2 separate regions of the Homo sapiens genome follow, and region 2 is linked to region 1. A link is an interaction called in ENCODE POLR2A ChIA-PET data of the cell type or tissue named here. Cell type or tissue: PC-9. All regions are shown on one strand. Each heading gives the region's core, and the rest is flanking DNA. Links, peaks and the distances in the headings are about the cores only. Region 1 overlaps FUT8 (fucosyltransferase 8). Region 2 overlaps FUT8 (fucosyltransferase 8).

Region 1 (5,385 bases), core at 112-5,111:
GTCACCCATCCTGGAGTAGAATGGTGTGATCACGGCTCTCTGCAGCCTCAACCTCCAGGGCTCAAGTGATCCTCCCACCTCAGCCTCCCAAGGAGCTGGGACTATAGGCGTGCACCACCAGTTTTAATTTATTTATAGAGACAGGGTCTCACTATGTTGCTCAGGCTGGGGAAATAAATTTTTAATTTTAATTCTAATTTAAATAGTTGCATGTAGCTATTAAAGCAGTGTAGCTCTGGATCTTTATATATATGTATATGTATATATAAAATTATTAGTCTACTTTCAAATAATATAGCAGTTCATGTGTAGTGAGACAACTTGACTTTTGTGCACTTCCATTTCCTCCGTCTCATCTTTTAAATATTCTGTCATATGTTTTACATCTACATATATTATAAACCCAGTGATACATTATTGCCATTTTTGAGTTTAACAGCTTTTTATCTTTTAATGTGGTTAAATTAAGGGAAAATAGCTCTGATTTTTTAGATTTCATCATTTCTGGTGCTATTTTTGTGTGTGCAGATCTGCATTTTTATCTGGTATCATACTCCTCCTTGAAAAATTTCATTTAACATTTTTTATAGTACAATTTTGCCGGCACAGAATATTTTTTAACTTTTTTTTTCTGGAAGAGTTTTGATTTTGCCTTTATTTGCCTTTGTTTTGCCTTCATTTTATCCAGTGAAAGGTATTATCTAGAATGCTCAGTTGCCGTTTTTCCCCCCTTGGTATTTTAAAGATGATGCTCCATTGTTTTTTGACTGGCCTTCTTTATTACATGTAGTGTGTTCTCATTTTTTTTTCTCTGTATGTAATATTTCTTTTTTCCTAGTTACCTGAAAGATTTTTCTCTTTCAGTTTGTTTTTTAGCAGCTTTTTGTCTACATTTTAATTTTGCCCTACTAGCAATTCTCTGCATTTCTTTGACCTGTGGTGTTTTATCATTTTTTTACTTTGGAAAATTCCCAGCTAACATCTCTTTAAATGTATTTTCTTCTCTGTTCTTGTTTTCTTCACATTATTAAACTCCAGTTACACCTGCACTAGATCATTGGATATTATACTACAGCTTTAAAATTCCTATTCTGTTTTTTAAAAATTTCAATCTGTTTCTTCTCTTTGCGTTTCATTTTGAATAATATCTATTTACCTCTCTTCAAGCTCACTGAGTTTTTAGCTTTGTCTAATCTTCTGATAATTCTGTTGAAGATTTTCTGATATAGTCCATTTAGCATTTCTTCTTTGCCGAATCCCTTATCTGTTTTTGTATTTTGTTCATATTTACCATGAGATCCTTTAATATATCAATTACAATTATTCTCTTTTCTGTCTGATAGTTCAAATATCTGATTCATTTAGAAGTCTGGTTTTGGTGTTTGCTTTGTCTTTTGACTATGGTTTGGGTTTTTTTTTTAACTATATATCTATATATATATTATATATATATATTTATATCTATAGATCTATATCTCATGGTTTTTTTGTTGCATGCCAGACATTTTAGGTAAAAGGCAACAAAGATTGAGGTGAATAGTATTTATGCCCAGAAACGGGTACCCTTCTTCTTTGATGATGTTGGTGTATATGTGGATTGGGATGGGGCAGAGATTGAGTCAGTCCAACAGTGGTTTGAGTTGGATTTGTTTTTTTGTTGTGATTGTAATAGTTAAATTCACTGAATCAGAAACTTGAAATTCCTGCAGTAGTGGACTGCTTGCTGCTTCTTCATTCTTGGTTTGGAGCCTCGGTGCTGGAGTCTTTCCTCTGTGTTCCAGCTCCATCCTTAGCTTTTAGCAGGTCTTTGGATGCCTGCATCACAGCATGACCTCTGTTCATATTCTTTGTAACTTTTGATAAAATGCACCTTCTAGTTTTGATTGTCTGTATTTTCTTATCTTTCTTTGAAGATTGTTGAGTTTTATTTTGACAGGCAGATAATTTACTTTTGGATTACACTGATCCTTTTGTAGCTTGTTTTTAAGCTTTGTTAGGGCTCTTGTTGGCATAGCTTTTATTCTATAACTGGAGTCAGTAGACTTTGGTTTATGAGCCAAATCTGGTCCACAGCCCATTTTTGTATAGCTCATGAGCTAAGAATGGATTTTTCATTTTTAAAGGGTTATAAAGAAACAAAAATAAAAATTAAGAAGTATATGTGACAGTGACTATATATGCCTCACATAGCCTAAGATATTTATCTTGCCCTTTACAGAAAACATTTTCTGATCCTGCTTGCTTAATTTTAATTTCTAAGGTGTTTTATTTCTTGGATTTTTACCGAATGCTGCAGGTTTTCTCTGTGGTATTTTTATTGTACCTGGTTGGAACTCACAGGTCTGTCAACTTTGCCTAATCTTTGAGATGTGTTCAGCTTTTAGCTACCCAGTATTTAATTTTTCTATTTCTGATAATTGTCCTTTGCAAGCCTCATGAGTTCTTACTATAACTTAGTTTCCTGCCAAAGACTTAAAGGATCTCCTATGCAAATTTTGGAGCTTTCTGAGTATCTACCTCCTCTTTAGTATAATGACCTGCAAATTCCACCTACCTTAAATTCCCTGAACTTTGGTCTTTGTCTTCTCACCTGAGGAAGATGGCTGTGTTTTGTTTGGGTTCTTCCTTTCTGTGCTGGTGTTCAGCAAATGCTTCTAGGCAGAAGGCTAAAGTGATCATAGGGCTTACTTTTATTGTTAATTTTCTCTCAGACATTACAGTCTTCTTTGACCTTTGCCCAATATCTGAAAACAGTTTTTCTAAATATGTTTTTTAAAGTTTTCTAGTTTATATGTGAGGCTAATCTAGTAGTTATTCTTTCATGGTTGGAGATGGAACTCTGTTTAGCAGCTATTAATAAATGTGCTTTTTTACCTCTGGTATTAGTATAAAACCAATAATTGTAATTGTATCTGTTAAATCTCTTATTTGCTGTAAATTGAGTTTTGTTTTATGGTATGTATAAGAGGTATTAGCAGAATACATAAGGAAATGTGATTAAGACTCAGTTCTGTCCTGCAACTTGAATGCCTATTCTGTGCCCAGGGCTTTCTATAACTTGCTAGAGACAGAAAATAACACATGAAGTGAAGATCAGGCTTTTAACCTACTAGAGGAGGTAGTCATATGTATTAATTATTTATTGCTATGTAACACATTACCTTTAGACTAAGTGGTTTAAAGCAACAATTTATTATCTGTTGGTCAGAATTTAGGGATGGTTTAGCTGGATCCTCTGGCTAAGCTCCATCTCCTAGGTGAGGGTCTTTAAAAAGCCTGCATTCAAGATGTGGACCAAAGCTACAGCTGTCTTGAGGCTTGACTGGTGATGGTGCATTTCTAAGCTTGCTCACGTTCACTGGTCATTGGCGGGATTCAACAACCTTGTGAGGTGCTTGTGGTCTTAGGACTGAGCACTTTAAATCTTCGTTGGCTGTTGTCTGAAGGCTGCCCTCAGCTCCTTTCCACATGGGCCTCTCAGCATGATGGCTGACAGTATGGTAGCTTGTATCATCAGAATAAGCAAGCAGGGACAATGTGAGCAAGACACAGAAGCTCCAGTCTTTTGTAACCTTATCTTGGAAATGAAATTCTGTCACTTTTACTGTATTCTATTTAAGAAACAAGTCACTAGGTGCAGCCAACACTCAAGAGGAGGAGATGATACAAGGGCATGAATAGTGGACGCAGAGATAGTTGGCAACCATTTTAGAAGCTGCCTACAACAGCATGTGGCATATTAATTATATAAAGAATTGTAAATGGGTCTATAAAATAATGTAACAACGTCAATATATACCACATAATAATTTGCTGCATGGTATGCTGAGGTGCCTCACCACTGATGATTATTTTATTTAAGCCTTTTCCAGTATTCTCTGGGAGAGGTGGTATTTATTATCTCCAGTTTACAGATTGATGTTCAGTGAGGTTACCTAGCTATGATGTAGCAGAACTGAGACTCCAGTCTAGACACTGCTGATTCTAGCACCCATACTTTTAATTTCTATGTCTTGTCAGCATTAAAATAAAATTACTTTTTTTGGAGCACTTCTTCTGTGCCAAGCATTATGATAAGTGGTTTATATATGTTAACCTTATTTAAGGCTCGTGGCAACTCTATTAAGTCTCCTTATCTTACTGATATTACACTCGAGCTTCCAGATTCAGAAAAAGTACTTTGAAAAATCAAATATGTTTATTGTTCCAGAGACATTAAACAAATATTACCCAAAGAATCTCTGTAAATACTGAAAGAAATGAATCATTTAAATACCTTAGTACCTTAAAAAGGTGATATCAATCTAGCCTAGGCAACATGCCGAGATTTTGTCTCTCTCTCCCCTTTTTTTTTTTTTTGAGACAGAGCCTTGCTCTGTCGCCCAGGCTGGAGTGTGGTGTTGTGATCTCGGCTCACTGCAACCTCCACCTTCCAGGTTCAAGGAATTCTCTGCCTCAGCCTCCTAAGTAGCTGGGATTATAGGCACCCACCACCATGCCTGGCTCATTTTTGTATTTTTAGTAGAGGCGGGGGTTTCACCATCTTGGCCAGGCTGGTCTTGAACTCCTGACCTTGTGATCCACCCGCCTCAGCCTCCCAAAGTGCTGGGATTACAGGTGTGAGTCACTGTGCCCAGCCAATTTTGTCTCTTAAAAAAAAAAAAAGTGATATCACTAATTAAATAAATTTGCAGAAAGAATCCTGGCACATTTCAGTACATTTAGTATATTTAGTATTTTGCAGAAGGGTACTTTGTGAGTCTTAAGTAGTAATAAATTTATAAATTCTTGAAAGCCCACTCTGAGAAGAAATCTCAACAAACACTGCTATATAAATTTTAGTCAGAAATTAGCTGATATATGTAATTTTTAAATATTTTTACGAATTTGAACTATTTTTACTAATACTTTCACAAATAAGTTGAGTGGTTGTCATATCAAAGGCTGAACATACTTTCTTCAGTTATATCGTTGTCTTTGCAAAGTGAATCTTCTAAATGAAGAAAATAAGATACATTATTTTTTCATGGTTAAAAGGTAAACCATAAGACTCTCTTGGCTGGGTGTGGTGGCTCACATCTGTAATCCCTACACTTTGGGAGGCTGAGGCAGGTGGATCACTTGAGGTCAGGAGTTCAAGACCAGCCTGGCCAACATGGTGAAATCCCATCTCTACTAAAAATATAAAAAATGAGCCGGGCGCCACAGCAGACACCTGTAGTCTCAGCTACTCGGGAGGCTGAGACAAGAGAATCTCTTGAACCCTGGAGGTGGAAGTTGTAGTGAGCCGAGATTGTGCCACTGCACTCCAGCCTGGGCAACAGAGCGAGACTCAAAAAAAAAAAAAAAAAGACTCTCTTGGTCTTTTAGGCCAATTAAATTTAA
Region 2 (5,385 bases), core at 171-5,170, 61 kb before region 1:
CACACTTGTGCCAGTCACTAAGTTTTGGCCAATCAAATGTAGTCAACTGTTCAAACTGTGTTCAAATAAGGCAAACACCAACCTGTAACCAGTCCAGCTGTTTTTGTACGTCACTTCCTTTTTCTGTATGTCACTTCCTTTTTCTGTACATCACTTTCCTTTTTCTGTCCTTAAATCTTCCACCATGTGGCTGTGCTGGAGTCTCAGCGCCTACTCTGGCTTAGGAGCGTGCCTGATTTGCAGATTGTTCATTGTTCAGTTAAACTCCTTTAAATTTAATTCTGCTGAAGTTTTTCTTTTATCAAGTACCTAATATGTCAGACGCAGTGTTGTAGACTTTAGATTTCAGGAGAAGGAAGAGAAAGGAAATAAAACATAATGTAAATGTCTATAATATATGACAGAATATGAAAAGGGTAATAAGAGATTCAGCTTACCTATATTTTGGCTTAGGCAAAGAGTTACCCACCTGAATCTGCTCTAAGTCCATGAGGCTTGTTTACCACAAGTGGCAAAGTAGGAATTTTGACCATTTCGTGTCTCTGTCTCTCCCTCCCCACCTGCTTCCCTTCTCTCCTCCCCTTTATCTCCCCACTCCCTCTCTGTCTCCCCATCTCTCTCCCTGCCATAAGGTGAAAGTTTAAACTTGGGCTCTCCAATAGTTGCAGATAGGAGCTTGTTGATTTTTTTGTGTACAAGCGTGAATCAGTGGCCAAGTCAAAGTGCCATAAGGAATGTACAATTTTTAGACTTTGGTGAGTATTGCCAATGATATAGCGTCTAGATTTTAATATCTGCATTGTATACCTTTCCAGGGCATAGAGGATTAAAGGGGGACTTTAGAAACAACTATTTCAGTCATCTGTGAAGATACTTTTTACAGAATCCCAGACTTAGCTTGACGGCTTTTTATAGTGAGGAATCTTTCTATCATGTAATGCAGACCACTTTATTATGGGCTCCAGTATTTGGAGTTCTTAGTCCCAAATGACCACCTTCTCCCTCTGTTATTCTGTATTCTTTTCATTTTGTTAGATATATTTTGGCTTGACTGAAGAGAGAACCTGTTGATGGGGAAGCTAGGAATAGAAAGAGAAGGGATAGGTTCAGGAAGCTTGACAAAAAAGGAAATAATGGTAGTAATAATGGTTAATAATTCTTAGCACTGAAGTCTCAGGTACTGTGCTAAATGCTTTTCTTATATTATAACCTATAGAATTGATGTTTTAATATTAAATATTAATTAAATGAAAGATTAGTTTGATAGTAAATAATAGTATTTACCCTCTGTTACAGAAAAGAAACTGAGCTACAATAATTTGCCCAGCAAAAGGTAGAGTTCTTGCTGGGCTATTGATTCTAGAGACCAAACCTTTAACATTGCCATGTATTGTCTCTTAGGGATAACCTTGGAGGCCTCTTTGGGAAAAATTTTCTCCTTTTTTTTTTCTAAGTATGATAGTGTTTGGAAATAAAAGATTAACATTTCAAGGCTGGTAATTTGGGTGGAAGTGGGGAGGAGGTGAATAAAATTTATTCAATATTTTAAGGTTAGATGAAGAGATAAGGAAAGGAAGGAACCTGGAAGCAGATGAGTGAATGTAATATGCTTTGTTAGTCAGGGAGAAAGGAAATTTTGGTTTAGCTGTTGTAATGACTACATTTTATAATACTATATAAACATGCAAGTTTGATCTTTGTATAGTTTAGTAAAAGCTATGGTCATTAGTTTATAGTCCAGTGCTGTCCAATAGAAATGTAGAGTGAACCACACATGTAATTTTTTAACTTTTTGTTAGCTACATTTAAAAAGCAAAAAGAAGCAGTTAAAATTGGTTTCAGTTATTTAACGTAATGTATTCAAAATATTTCAACAACTAATCAATATAAAAATATCAATTAGAGTTTTACATTCTTTTATTCATATTAAGTCTTTGAAATCCATGTGTATTTTACACTTATAGCACATCTCAGTTCAAACTAACCACATTTCATATGGCTACATTTGGCTACTGAATACCTTACCAGACAGTGCATTTACATACTATTAGAAGAGAAAAGGTTTATTGTAGTTGCTATGTTCATAAAAAGTTTCTGATTGAATTACAAGTAGATGGCTTATTCTCCCTCTGTATGTAACAAACAAGGAGTGAAGAGGAATCTGGGGCTGCAAAGCATCGCTCTCCAGTTGTATCCAGAGAATCTACTCAGGAGGGGCAACGTATTTTTTTATTTTTTATTTTTTAAATTTTACTTTAAGTTCTGGGATACATGTGCAGAATGTGCAGGTTCGTTGCATAAGTATACATGTGCCATGGTGGTTTGCTGCACCTATCAACCCATCATCTAGGTTTTAAGCCCCGCATGCATTAGGTATTTGTCTGAGGAATGAAACTATAAACATATTAAATCCTATAAAAAGAAAAAAAAGTAAGGTTCTGAAGGGTTCCAGAATTCAGGAGACGGAAGAGAAAGGATATTTTTTATACTTAAGGAAGTGGGGAGGAAGGTTTACCAAATGTTTAGGTTTCTGCTGATTGAGGCTTTGTTGTATAGTTAGAAGGACTTCCAAGAGACTCCAGAATTTCTGCTATCGTAGTTCTGGGCTCTGGTTTTACCTAAAAACTCAATGCTTTTTCTCTAGATAGAGCTCTGGAGGAGAGGCACACAGTTCTTACTTAGTGTGAAACATGGTGTTTGTTGGTTTAGGGACTTTGTACCTCTTTCTGGAACCTTTCAGAACCTTTTTTTTTCTTTTTATAGGATTTAATATGTTTATAGTTTCATTCCTCAGGCAGGAATTACTGAAGTTTGCTTTTCCCTTAAAAAAAAAAAAAACCCAGTAAATTAAATAATCACATTTAAAAAACTATAGCAAATCTTTTCTAACTATGAAAGTTAAAAAAAGTCATGTATTCTTTGTGAAAAGTTAGGTAATTGAGATACCTGTTTTTACATATTAAATGAACAGGTCTCAAGCAGAGTTTTCACTTTGGCTGCTGCTTCTTGCACTGGGGTTCCTTGGGCAGGAGCACTCTGGTGAATCATCACCTCTGGTTTGGATGTAGTAGTACTGGATATTTTGTTTCTTTTAAGGAGAGTGTGAACAAATGGGAGTTATGTGTTCCTCCGGGGTATGGTCCATTTGTATATTGCTCTTTATCTGTGTATCATATTTTATTTGGCTAAGAGCCTAATTATAATATATTTAATTTTTAAAAATCTTAGCTATTTGTAGGGTTTAAAAAACTAAACAACAGCAATAGGATTTGTATTGCTAATTGAGAGATACCAGGTTAAAATACAAGTTTTCTATATAATTTAGCAGAATAAAACACACTTATCATTTTTCCATTTTCTGAATTTGTAATATGCTAATGTTATCAGTATATAATATTTTTTGCTATGACTAATTGTGTTATATTTGTTGTGAATGTAGTCTTGGTTCAAGTAGGGGTAAGGAGGTATTTTGGAAACCAGTGCTTACCATTTTGGGGATAGGTGGTGGGAATAGACAAGCTAGAAATACACTTGGAAGGAAGAAAACCATTTAGTAGGAACTTGAGATGAGGGGAGAAACAGACATTTTTAGGAAAGTGTAGTGTTTTAAAAAATAAATTTAGACACAAAAAATTAATCATTAGGAACATAATCAGATTTTAGAAAAATTTAAGTAGAAAAAAATCACGTTAAATAGATAACTTTGAAGTAAATACTAATTATGTTTATATTTTGAGGGGAGGAAATAAGTCTCTTAGTTGGCCCCCTTGAGGCTGCCTAGATGTGGAGAACCATAAGACTGAGTTTGTACCATCTTTGAGTTAAAAAGCTAACCCTGAGTGATTTTGGAATAGATTCCTTTAACATATTTTCAGTCATATTCCTTTTAGAATTATTATTACATAGATTTCCTAATTTGTAATTCTCAAGTGCTGTGAAACATTAAACATTTTTAGCAACCTCAACCCATCATAGTCCTATGACTGCCCTTCTTTCACTTTTAGTCATATAGGAACATTTATAAGAGTATCTGATATGGTTAGACTTTGTCTCCTCACCCAAATCTCATCTTGAATTGTAATCCCCATAATCCCCACGTGTCAAGGGAGAGACCTGGTGGGAGGTGACTGGATCATGGGGGTCGTTCCCCCATGCTGTTCTCATGTTAGTGAGTTCTCATGAGATCTGATGGTTTTATACGTGTCTGACAGTTCCTCCTTCACCCACTCGCTCTCTCTTGCCTGCCGCCATGTAAGACATGCCTCTTCCCCTTCTGCCATGATTGTAAGTTTCCTGAGGCCTCCCCAGCCATGCAGAACTGTGAGTCAATTAAACCTCTTTTCTTTATAAATTACCCAATTTTGGGCAGTTCTTCATAGCAGTGTGAGAATGGACTCTGGCCATGATTTTCTTGGTATGACTCAGGAAAATTCTTCTATGGGGTATGGCTGTGGAGTGGTTTTGTGCTTGCTGTTGTTGCCGTGGTGCTTCAGAAAGTTAGCCTAGATTAAAGAGTTCAGGTTTTGGAGTCACATGGGTTGTCTTGAATTCTGTCTCTGACCCTTAACTACCCCTGTGACATTGGGCAAGTTACTAGACCTCAGTTTCCTCAACTGCAAATTGGAAATAATAGCAACCACCTCCTAGGGTTGTGATGAAGTTTAAGGATAAATGCTGCTCTTTTTATTGAGCATTTATTTATTCCAGCCAGACACTGTGTTACATACTTCATATGCAGTATATAATTTAATTTGTATGTGTATATTAGAGTATGTAAAAGTTCATTTCCAACGGTAATATATGTCCAGTAACCGGTTGCTATTACTTTTTCTATATGTTGATTCCTTAATCAGAAGTTGATGTTCCTAAGATGAAAGATGGGAATGGGCATTTTGATCAGATCTGAAGGACTTGTTTGGAAGTTGACAGTGGTTTGAAGGTGAAATATTTACTAGAGTGTGGTTCAAGGATAATCTGCATGGTAATTACCTTGGAAGCTTGTTAAAATGTAGAGTTTTGTGTTTGTCATCTGAAACTCTGAGTCTGAATCAGGATCTCTGGCCGTGGAGCCCAGACCCTGCAGTTTTATAAGCTTAATCATAATTCTTATTCTCTATGAAGTTTTTGAATCATCTTTTTAATTTATTCTTCCCGATGATTAAAAAATGATTCTAATGATTTTTAAATATTTTTATTTGATGTAATGAGCTTTCCATTTTATTGGTAATGGAGGTGGTAAATTTTTTCCATTTAAATGTTTACATATATGTGATTTTTGTATGTTATAAGAGTTTAATGGGTGGTGACATTCATTCAGCTAATGTTTAGTAAATATTAAAATATTAAAATTTATAAAATACAATTTACTTATTTGGAGTATTTTAA

Evidence for each region. Peaks named below come from ENCODE experiments on the same cell type or tissue, not always from the same donor. Only the 100,000 strongest peaks of a DNase experiment are listed, where the experiment ranks them.
Region 2: POLR2A ChIA-PET joins it to region 1 with 6 read pairs; 3 of 35 experiments call an interaction of 5 or more read pairs at or near these places.

Annotation. Positions count from the first base shown.
Region 1 is chr14:65,552,992-65,558,376 of GRCh38, forward strand. All of the region lies in intron 2 of FUT8 (fucosyltransferase 8), which reads left to right. Among named protein-coding and RNA genes, the nearest start is that of MIR625, 85 kb to the left of the region's middle. In PC-9, for the core only: no CTCF peak of the experiment used is centred there; no DNase peak of the experiment used is centred there.
Region 2 is chr14:65,492,361-65,497,745 of GRCh38, forward strand. The region is part of intron 2 of FUT8 (fucosyltransferase 8); the gene reads left to right. Among named protein-coding and RNA genes, the nearest start is that of MIR625, 24 kb to the left of the region's middle. In PC-9, for the core only: no CTCF peak of the experiment used is centred there; no DNase peak of the experiment used is centred there; H3K27ac peaks cover 3,466 bases.